2 separate regions of the Homo sapiens genome follow, and region 2 is linked to region 1. Evidence: read pairs that join two places in POLR2A ChIA-PET (ENCODE). Cell type or tissue: endothelial cell of umbilical vein. All regions are shown on one strand. Links, peaks and the distances in the headings refer to the core of each region. The heading gives the core; the rest is flanking DNA.

Region 1 (5,382 bases), core at 322-5,321:
TGAAGAAAATGACAAAAGCAATAGCAACAAAAGCAAAAATTGACAAATGGGATCTAATTAAACTAAAGAGCTTCTGCACAGCAAAAGAAAGTATCATCAGAGTGAACAGACAACCTACAGAATGGGAAAAGAATTTTTCAATCTATCCACCCGACAAAAGTCTAGTATCTAGAGTCTACCAGGAACACAAATTTACAAGGAAAAAAAAAAACAACCCCATTAAAAAGTGGGCAAGGGACATGAACAGACACTTCTCAAAAGAAGACATTATGTTGCCAACAAACATAGGACAAAGAGCTCAACATCACTGATCATTAGAGAAATGCAAATAAAAACTACAATGAGATACCATCTCACGCCAGTCAGAATGACAATTATTAAAAAGTCAAGAAACAACAGATGCTGGCGAGGTTGTGAAGAATAAGGAATGCTTTTACACTGTTGGTGGGAGTTTAATTAGTTCAACCATTGTGGAAGACAGTGTGGTGATTCCTCAAAGATCTAGAAGCAGAAATACCATTTGATCCAGCAATCCCACTACTGGGTATATAGCCAAAGAAACAGAATGATTTATATATATTCATTGCAGCACTATTCACAATAGCAAAGACATGGAATCAACCCAAATGCGCATCAATGACAGACTGGATAAAGAAAATGTGGTACATGTACACCATGAAATACTATGCAGCCATAAAAAGGAACGAGAGCATGTCCTCTGCAGGGACATGGATGAAACTAGAAGCCATTATCCTCAACAAACTAATGCAGGATCAGAAAACCAAACACTGCATGTTCTCACTTATAAGTGGGAGCTGAACAATGACAACACATGGACACATGGCAGGGAAAAATACACACTGGGGCCTGTTGTGGGTGGGAGTGAGGGGAGGGAGAGCATCAGGAAGAATAGCTAATGGATGCTGGGCTTAATACCTGGGTGATGGATTATCTGTGCAGCAAACCACCATGGCACATGTTTACCTACATAATAAACTTGTACATCCTGCACATGTACCCTGGAACTTAAAAGCTGAAGAAAAAAAACTTATGTAAGAAGACTTAAATAAATGAAGCTGGTCATGAATTAGAAGACTTGATAATACAAATTGTCAATTCTCCCCAACTAGATTTACAGATTCAACGGAATCATAATAAAAATGCCCCAGGAGTTTTTATTTATTTACTTGTTGGTAGAAAATGACAAACTGACTTTAAAATTTACATGGATATTTGAAGGACCTACAATAGCCAACCCAATTCTGAAGAAGAACAAAGCTGGAAGACTTACACTACCAGATACCAAGATTATCTAAGATAAAGTAATTCTTGAAACAATGTATGAGGCAGCCTCTGGAAATTTTATCCCAGGCCCTAAGTACCCATTCAGGGGGCTCAAACATGAGCTTGGCTGGTCCAGCCTGCCTGGCTTCACCCCACAATCTACCCTGGAAGCACAGCACAAGACCAGGACCCCTGAGAGTTTCACGGCCCAGCTCGGTACCTGAGATACCTGAATAATTCTTGAATTACAAAGGTTAATCACCCTACTGCCACTATTGCAGCTGACGCTCATCTGCAGGCACCACCTCCTAGCTGGGAAGTCAACCTGCACCACCCATTACAACATCTATTGATACAACTGCATAGTGCCTTGGAAGAAAGCAAGTTTTGCACGACCTCTGCTGCCACCATCATCCACCCCAGCTAGGCAGGAGGCCTTGAGCCCAATCACCCACCCCGTACATTACTACTGTCACTGGCATTTGAGAAAGCCACCATACTAAGACTACTTTATAACCAAGGCTATCATACAGTGTCTATGTCACTGAATGCACCCTGAAGCAAAGCCAAATGACCCTACTCAACATACATAATAGATACATCCTCAAGGGAAAGAAAGTCCTGCCCCAACAAAAGTAAACTAAAAAATAATAAGAAGCAACTGTTATCCCAGATACAAATGAATCAGCACAGTAATATTGGAAATATGAAAAAAAAAAGGTGCTATGACACCCCCAGAGAAACACAGTAATTCTCTAGCAATGGATCCTAACTAAAAAACAAATCTTCAAAATGCCAGATAAAGAATTCAAAACACTGATTTAGAGAAGCTATCAGGGGCTGGATACAGTGGCTCACACCTGTAATCCTAGCACTTTAGGAAGCCAAGGTGGATGGATCACTTGAGGCCAGGAGTTCAAGACCTGCCTGGCCAACAAGGTGAAACCGCATCTCTACTAAAAAAATACAAAAATTAGCCAGGCATGGTAACGCACGCTTGTAATCCCAGCTACTCAGGAGGCTGAGGCACAAGAATCACTTGAACCCAGGAGGTGGAGGCTGCAGTGAGCCGAGATCGTGCCACTGCACTCTAGCCTGGGTGACAGGGTAAAACTCTGTCTCAGAAAAAAAAAAAAAGAAGAAGCTGTCAGGGGCAGGGCACAGTGACTCATGCCTGCAATCCCAATAGTTTAGGAAGCCAAGGCAAGAGGAAGGAGGATCACTTAAGGCCAGGAGTTCAAGACTAGCCTGGGCAACACAGTATAACCCTCCATCTCTACAAAAAATAAAAAAATAAGCTAGGTGTGGTGGTATGTGCCTGAATTTGTAGCTACTTAGGACAGTGAGGCAGAGGACTGCTTGGGCTTACAATGAGCTATGACTGCATCACTGCACTCCAGACAAGGCAACAGAGCGAGACCCTGTTTCAAAATAAAATTAAATTAAAAGAAAAAAAGTAGCTCAACAAGATACAAGAGAAATCTGAAAACTAATACAAAGAAGTCAGAAAATCAGTTCAGGAAATGAATGAGAAATTTACCAAAGAGATAGGTATTTTAAAAAGAAAACCAAACAGAACTCCTGGAAATAAAAAATTCATTGAAGGAATTATAAAATACATTTGAAAGCTTCAACAACAGACTAGACCAAGCAGAAGAAAGAACCTCAGAACTTTAAGATAGGTTTTTTCAATTAATCCAGTCAGACAAAAAAAAAAAAGAAAAAAGAATTTTAAAAAATGAGTAGAGCCTCTGAAAAGTAAGGGATTACATAAGACATTGGAACCTATGAATCATAGGTATTCCTAGAGGAGAAGAAAAAGCAAAAATTTCAGAAAACCTATTTGAGAAAATAATTGAGAAAACCTTCCCTAGTCTAGCAAAGGATCTAGACATCCAGATACAAGACGCTCAACAAACTCCAGCCAAATACATTGCGAGAAGGATCTCACCATGGCATCTAGTCATCAGGCTGTCTAAGGTCAATGTGAAGGGAAAATCCCTAAATACAGTAAAAGTGTCTAGTCACTTATACAGGAAACTTCATCAAACTAACAGTGGACTTCTCAGCAGAAACTTCAGAAGCCAGAAGAGACGGGGATTCTATTTTCAAAGTGCTTAAAGAAAATGGTCAAACTCGAATTTTGTATCCTGCTAGTGTAAGCTTCACAAATGAAGGAGAAATAAAGTGTTTCCCAGATAAGCAAATGAGGGAATTCATCACCACTTGATTGGTCCTATGAGAAATATTTAAAGAAGTTCTAAACATGGGAACAAAAGGTGATACTCTATCATAAAAACACATGAAACTCACAAGTTTTATGAAACAATTATACAAATAAGGAAAAGAAAGAAATAAAAGGGCAACATGACAGAACTCCAGAAGACCACAAAGCGGGAACAAAAAACAAACAAAGAATCTACAAAGCTGGCTGGTTGCGGTGGTTCACGCCTGTAATCCCAGCACTTTGGGAGGCCAAGGCGGGAGGATCACCTGAGGTCAGGAGTTCGAGACCAGCCTGGCCAACGTGACAAAATCCCGTCTGTACTAAAAATACAAAAATTAGCCAGGCATGGTGGCATGCACCTGTAATTCCAGCTACTTGGGAGGCTGAAGCAAGGGAATCGCTTGAACTTGGGAGGTGGAGGTTGTAGTGAGCCAAGATCGCGCCATTGCACTCCAGACTGGGTGACAGAGCAAGACTCAAGACTCTTGCTTAAAAGAAAAAAAAAAATCTACAAAGCAACTAGATAGCAATTAACATTATGACTGGAACAAAACCTCATGCATCAGTATTAACCTTGAATGCACCACTTCAAAGATATAAATTGGTGCAATGGATTAAAAAACAACAACTACATGCTGCTTACAAGAAATTTGCCTTACTGTTAAAGACACACAGACTGAAGGTAAAGGGGTGGAAAAATGTTCCATGCAAAAGGAAACCAAAAGCAAGCAAGAGTAACTATACTTATATTAGATAAAACAGACTTTAAATCAACAATAGTTTTTTTTTTTTTAAAGGCCAGTATATAATGACATAGGGATCAATTCAACAAGAAGATATAACAATCCTAAGTATATACTCCCAAAACTGGAGTACCAGATTAATAAAACAAATACTACTAGGCCTAAGAAAAGAGACAGATAGCAATACAAAATGTGGGACTTCAACACTGAGACAGACAAAGTCAACAAAGAAACACTGAACTTAAAACCAAATGGACCTAACAGACATTTACAGAACATTCTACCCAACAACCACAAAAGATACATTTTTCTCATTAGCACATGGGACATTCTCCAAGACAGACCAAACGTCAGGCCACAAAACAAGTCTCAATAAATTTAAAAAAAAATCAAAATCATATCAAGTATCTTCACACAATGGAATAAAACTAAAAATCAATCTGAAGAGAAACTCTCAAAAATATACAAACACATGTAAATTAAACAACATGCTCCTGGACAACCTTTGGGTCAATGACAAAATTAAGAGGGAAATTAAATTTTTTGAGGCTGGGCATGATAGCTCATGCTTGTGTCTATTATTCCACACTCTATGTTCATATGTCCACATTATTTGGCTTCCACTTATAAATGAGAATATTCAGTATTTGAATTTCTGAGTTATTGTCACAGCCTTCAGTTTCATCCATATTGCTGCAAAAGGCATGATTCCATTCTTTTTATACCAGATAAAACAGACTTTTTATATCAGATAAAACGAACATATGTGTGCAGGTATCTTTTTGACATAATGAATTCTTTTCCTCTGGGTATATACCCAGTAGTGGGATTGCTGGATCAAATGACGGTTCTATTTTTTGTTCTTTGAGAACTCTCCATATGTTTTCCATAGAGGTGGTACTAATTTACATTTCTCCCAGCACTATATAAGCACTCCCTTTTCTCCACATCCTCACCAACATCTGTTACTTTTGACTTTCTAAAAATAGCCATTTTGACTGGTATAAGATGGTATCTCATAGATTTTTCATTTCTCTGATGATTAGTGATATTGAGCATTTTTTCAAATGCTTCCTGGCCACTTGTATGTCTTCTTTTGAAAAATGTCTTTCATCTCCTTTGCCTACT
Region 2 (5,382 bases), core at 260-5,259, 250 kb before region 1:
CTGTTACATCATTCTTAATGGTGAGAAAGATTGAGTGCTTCCCTGTAGATCATTAACAAGGCAAGCATACCCAGTCTCACCACTGCTCGCCAACATAGTGCTGTACTTCTAGCCACTGCAATAAGGCAAGAAAATAAACGGCATATAAATCAGAAAAGAAGAAATATTTGTAGATGATACAATTGTCTGTGTAGGAATTCCCCAGGAAACTACACATACACACAGATCCTTGAACTTTCAATAGGAATAAGTGAGTTCAGGAAGGTTTCAAGATACATGATTAACATACAGAAATCAATTATATTTGTATATACTAACAGTGGACACATAGAAACCAAAATTTAAAGTACAACACTGTACAATCACTCAGAAAAATAAAATTCTTAAAACGTGAAATCTAGCAAAACATGTACAGGATTTGTATTCTCAAAACTCAAAAGGCTAATGAAAGAAAGCAAATGAAATCTAAATAAATGGAGAGAAATACCAGGTTCATGGATCAGGAGACTCAGCAGATGTCAGTTATGCTCAGATTCATGTCACTTGCTGACACATAATTGTCAGCACAATTGCTGATAAAATTCCAGCAAGATATTTTGCAGACACAGACAAAATTATTCTAAAATGTGTATGGGAAGACAAAGGAACTGGAATAATTAAAGCAATTTTAAAAATTATAAAGAGGGAGCAAATCATTACCCAATTTTAAGAAATTATAGAGTTACAGTAATCAAAACGGTGTGGTCTTGATGAAGGGATAGATTTACACAGATTGGAACAGAATAGGGAACTCACAAGTAGTTCCACACAAGTATGGCAAAGTGATTTTTTGACAAAAGTGCAATTCAGTAGTGAAAGAATAGCCTTTTCAAGAAATGGTGCTAGAGCAATATTATACCTATAGGCAAAAATGTGAAGCTCAAGCTAACCCTCACACCTTCTTTTAAAATGTACTAAAAATGGATCATAGGTTTAAATGTAAAACTTAGACGATAACATTGGAGAGGTCTTCAGTACCCCAGGCTTGGTGAAGAATAAAATCTAAAAACCGAACTTCCTTAAAAGTAAAAACTTGCTGTCACAAAACACCCTGTTAAGAGGATGGGAAGACAAACTACAGACCAGGAGAAAATATCTGCAAGCCACATATTTGACAAAAGACTCTTAGGATATATAAAGAGCTCTCAAAACTCAACAGTAAAAAAACAATTAGAAAATAGAAGGCTACTAGAGACTAGGAAGGATAGGGAGAGATTTGTTAATAGATACAAAATTACAGCTCCCTGGGGAGAATAAATTCTAGTGTTCCATATCACTGTAGAATGACTACAGTTAACAATAATATATAGTTTCAAATAGCTAGAAGGAGGATATAGAGTGCTCCCAACACAGAGAAATGCTAAATGTTTGAAATGGATATGCTAATTACCCTGTTCTGATCACTATACATTATTATATGTATTGAGACTTCCCTGTGTAACCCATGAATATATACAATCAGCCAGGCACAGTGGCTCACGCCAGCATTCACTTGTTCTATTAGATCTGCATTTAATTTAACAGTCTGATTTTCTTTAGAAAACAGACAAAAAAATCATAGGATATAGACTGTTTCAATCAGTAGCAACTAATTGTAATCCCAGCAATTTGGGAGGTGGAGGCAGGGGGATCACCTGAGGTCAGGAGTTCAAGACCAGCTTGGCCAACATGGTGAAACCCCATCTAGCGTACAAAATTAGCCAGGTGTCGTGGCACATGCCTGTAATCCCAGCTACTTGGGAGGCTGAGGCAGAAGAGTCGCTTGAACCTGGGAGATCGCGCCATTCCACTCCAGCCTGGGTGACTAGAACAAAACTCCATCTCAAAAAAAAAAAATTATATATATATATACAATCATTATTTGTCAATTAAAAATTTAAAAAATTTTTTTTTAGAGATAGGGTCCCGCTCTTTGGCCCAGGCTGGAATGCAGTGACATGATCTCAGCTTACTGCAGCCTCAGTCTCCTGGGCTGAAGCGATCCTCCCATCTCAGCCTCCCAAGTAGCTGGAACTATAGGCACACACCACCATTCCCAGCTTATTTTTTGTAGAAATGGGGTTTCACCATGTTGCCCAGGCTAAATTAAAAGAAAACTTTTTTTTTTAAATTTTTTATTTCAATACCAACATCTGAGAACACCAATACTGTCCAGCATTCACTTGTTCTGTTAGATCTGCATTTAATTTAACAGTCTGGTTTTCTTTAGAAAACAGACAGAAAATCATACAGGATATAGATTGTTTCAACCAGCTGGAAAAAAATTTTTTATTAATGTTATTCTTGCTTCTTAATAAACTTGCTTTTGCTTTGAAAAAAAAAATTAATGTTATTCTTTTATACCTTCAAGAAATCTGGAAACCAAGGGTAATAGTAGCAAAAGTCAAGATTTGTTCTGTAGTCAATCACTTGATTTGATTATCTTATCTCTTGATTATGTCATGGAAGTAATAAATTACTGGTAGCAAGCAAAGATGTCTTTTCATTAGAGATGTAAATAAATCCAGCCTTGGGATTATTCACTGTGTAGCTCAGCAAATCCCTAAGATCACATTGCATAAAATGTTACAAAATACCCACCTTTTAGATTTGGATGCAGAGTTTTCAGTTCCTCTAAAGATGGTTTAAGCAAGTTATATCTGTTATTTTCAATGTTTTATTTAAAACATGACATTTTGTTCAAAATTACAAACATGCTTGTGATTTTTATAAAATCGGCCTGACATTTGTAGTTACATGGTAATTTATTATGTGCTATAAGGAACTTTTGTAAATTGACCTAATTTCTTATTTTCTCTTTACAGGAATATATTAAAGGAATCTGTGAACCTGAACTAGAAGAAAGAGAATGTTACCCCAAGGACATGCACTGCATTTTTGTTGGGGCAGAGAGCCTGTTTCTGAAAAGCTTGATTCAGGATACTTGTGCTGACCTCTGCATTCTGGACATTGGCCTTCTTGGCATCAGAGGAAGTGCTGAGGCTGTGGTCATGGCTAGGAGTCACATTCAACAATTTGTAAAGCTCTTTGAAAATAAAGAGAACCTACCCAGTAGTCAGAAAGAATCAGAGGTGAAAAGGGAATTCAAACAATTTGTTGAAGCCCATGCAGACAATTACACAATGGATTTGTTGATTTTGCCCACTTCCTTGAAAAAAGAACTTTTGACACTCACACAAGGTGAGGAGAATCTCTTTGAAACAGGAGATGATGAGGTTATTGAAATGAGAGATTCTCAACAAACAGAGTTTACACAGAATGCTGCCACAGGGCTGAATATTTCTAGAGATGAAACTGTTTTGCAGGAAGAGGCAAGAAATAAAGCTGGGACTCCTGTTTCTGAGCTTACAAAACAAATGGACACAGTCCTTTCTAGCTCACCAGATGTGCTTTTTGATCCAATAAATGGTCTAACCCCAGATGAAGAGGCACTTTCCAATGAGAGAATTTGTCAGAAAAGGAGATTTTCTGATTCTGAAGAAAGGCATACGAAGAAGCAGTTTTCTTTGGAAAATGTTCAGGAGGGGGAGATTTTACACGATGCTAAGACATTGGCTGGAAATGTAATAGCTGACCTATCTGATTCTTCTGCTGATTCTGAAAATTTAAGTCCAGATATAAAAGAAACTACTGAGGAAATGGAATACAACATCCTCGTAAACTTTTTTAAAACCATGGGCTACTCCCAAGAAATTGTTGAAAAGGTCATTAAGGTGTATGGACCATCTACTGAACCATTATTGCTCTTAGAGGAAATTGAAAAAGAAAATAAAAGATTCCAAGAAGACAGAGAATTTTCAGCTGGTACAGTGTATCCAGAGACCAACAAAACCAAAAATAAAGGTGTTTATAGCAGCACAAATGAGCTTACAACTGATTCCACTCCAAAGAAAACACAGGCTCACACACAGCAAAATATGGTAGAAAAATTTTCTCAGTTACCATTCAAAGTGGAAGCTAAACCATGTACCTCAAATTGTAGAATTAATACTTTCAGAACAGTGCCAATAGAACAGAAACATGAAGTCTGGGGTTCAAACCAGAACTACATTTGTAACACAGACCCTGAAACTGATGGCCTTTCACCTTCTGTTGCCTCTCCAAGTCCCAAAGAAGTCAATTTTGTTTCAAGGGGAGCTTCAAGTCACCAGCCCAGAGTTCCACTTTTTCCTGAAAATGGTTTACACCAGCAGCCAGAACCCTTGCTTCCAAATAATATGAAATCTGCCTGTGAAAAACGTTTAGGATGTTGTAGTTCTCCTCATTCTAAGCCAAATTGCTCAACCCTTTCTCCACCAATGCCACTGCCCCAGCTGTTACCTTCGGTTACTGATGCAAGGTCGGCAGGACCTTCTGATCATATTGATTCCTCAGTTACTGGGGTTCAAAGGTTTCGAGATACTCTAAAAATACCCTACAAGCTGGAATTAAAAAATGAACCAGGGAGAACGGATTTGAAACACATTGTTATAGATGGGAGCAATGTTGCAATTACGTAAGTCCATTCTCTGCAGATTATTTTATTTTAAATAGGGCTCTAAATGGTGTCTCAGAATCACATGTATATGGGAACTATACATACATGTTGTATATAGTTGATCTGTAGCCTTAGGGTCGGATGGTGGAGGGGAATGGGAACCAACTGGTTGGAAAGGTTTTGTCAGTCCATCTTCTGGATTCATGAACTTTACTTCACCCTGCTGAACTTAATTTCTAAGGGCAAGAGAGGATAGAAAATTATCTTTTCACGTTGCATTGCTCAGTGATATGTAGTATAGTGACTTTTAAGTCATTAAATTCTTAATATTGTGAGTACCATTATGTTCTAATCTAAATAAGAGAACACAGCTTAAAGCAAAAGGATTTTTTTTTATCTTATTATGCTGGAGTATGCCTGATCTCTAGCCAAGAGTGTGCAGTGGTAACAGGTGTGATGTATTTCTGTGGATAGAGCAATGGCAATTTCCTTTCAAAAGTAGTCACTTTGAGCTTCACTGTGGGCCTCTGCTCTTACTAAAAGTTTATAATATTTGTTTTTAGTAAAAGACATCATTTAATGAACCTGTTGTTTCTAGTTAGCCTGTCTTGGAACTCCTCTTAGTTGAAAATCCTCTGATTTGAAACCTGTACGCTTGGGTTTTTTTTCTAAGGGGCAGTTTAAGATCGTGGCTAAGGAGAGTGTGAGGGTCAAGAGCCTCCCTGCACTGTGGACCAGCTGTTTGATTTGGGGCAGGTCACTTAACTGTTCGGAGTTTCAGTTGCTGCAATCTGTTGCCTTCTGACCTGTCCTTAAGGACATCTTTACCATATCATTTCAACAACTATGTAAAGTCTGCCTTCAGT

What was found. Peaks named below come from ENCODE experiments on the same cell type or tissue, not always from the same donor. Only the 100,000 strongest peaks of a DNase experiment are listed, where the experiment ranks them.
Region 2: POLR2A ChIA-PET joins it to region 1 with 5 read pairs; 3 of 35 experiments call an interaction of 5 or more read pairs at or near these places.

Annotation. Positions count from the first base shown.
Region 1 is chr16:48,308,983-48,314,364 of GRCh38, reverse strand. All of the region lies in intron 11 of LONP2 (lon peptidase 2, peroxisomal), which reads right to left. Among named protein-coding and RNA genes, the nearest start is that of ABCC11, 64 kb to the right of the region's middle. In endothelial cell of umbilical vein, for the core only: no CTCF peak of the experiment used is centred there; no DNase peak of the experiment used is centred there.
Region 2 is chr16:48,559,906-48,565,287 of GRCh38, reverse strand. N4BP1 (NEDD4 binding protein 1) reads left to right here. Exons shown (of 7, transcript NM_153029.4): 2 at 2,844-4,534. Among named protein-coding and RNA genes, the nearest start is that of N4BP1, 48 kb to the left of the region's middle. In endothelial cell of umbilical vein, for the core only: no CTCF peak of the experiment used is centred there; a DNase peak (open chromatin) is centred at 3,017.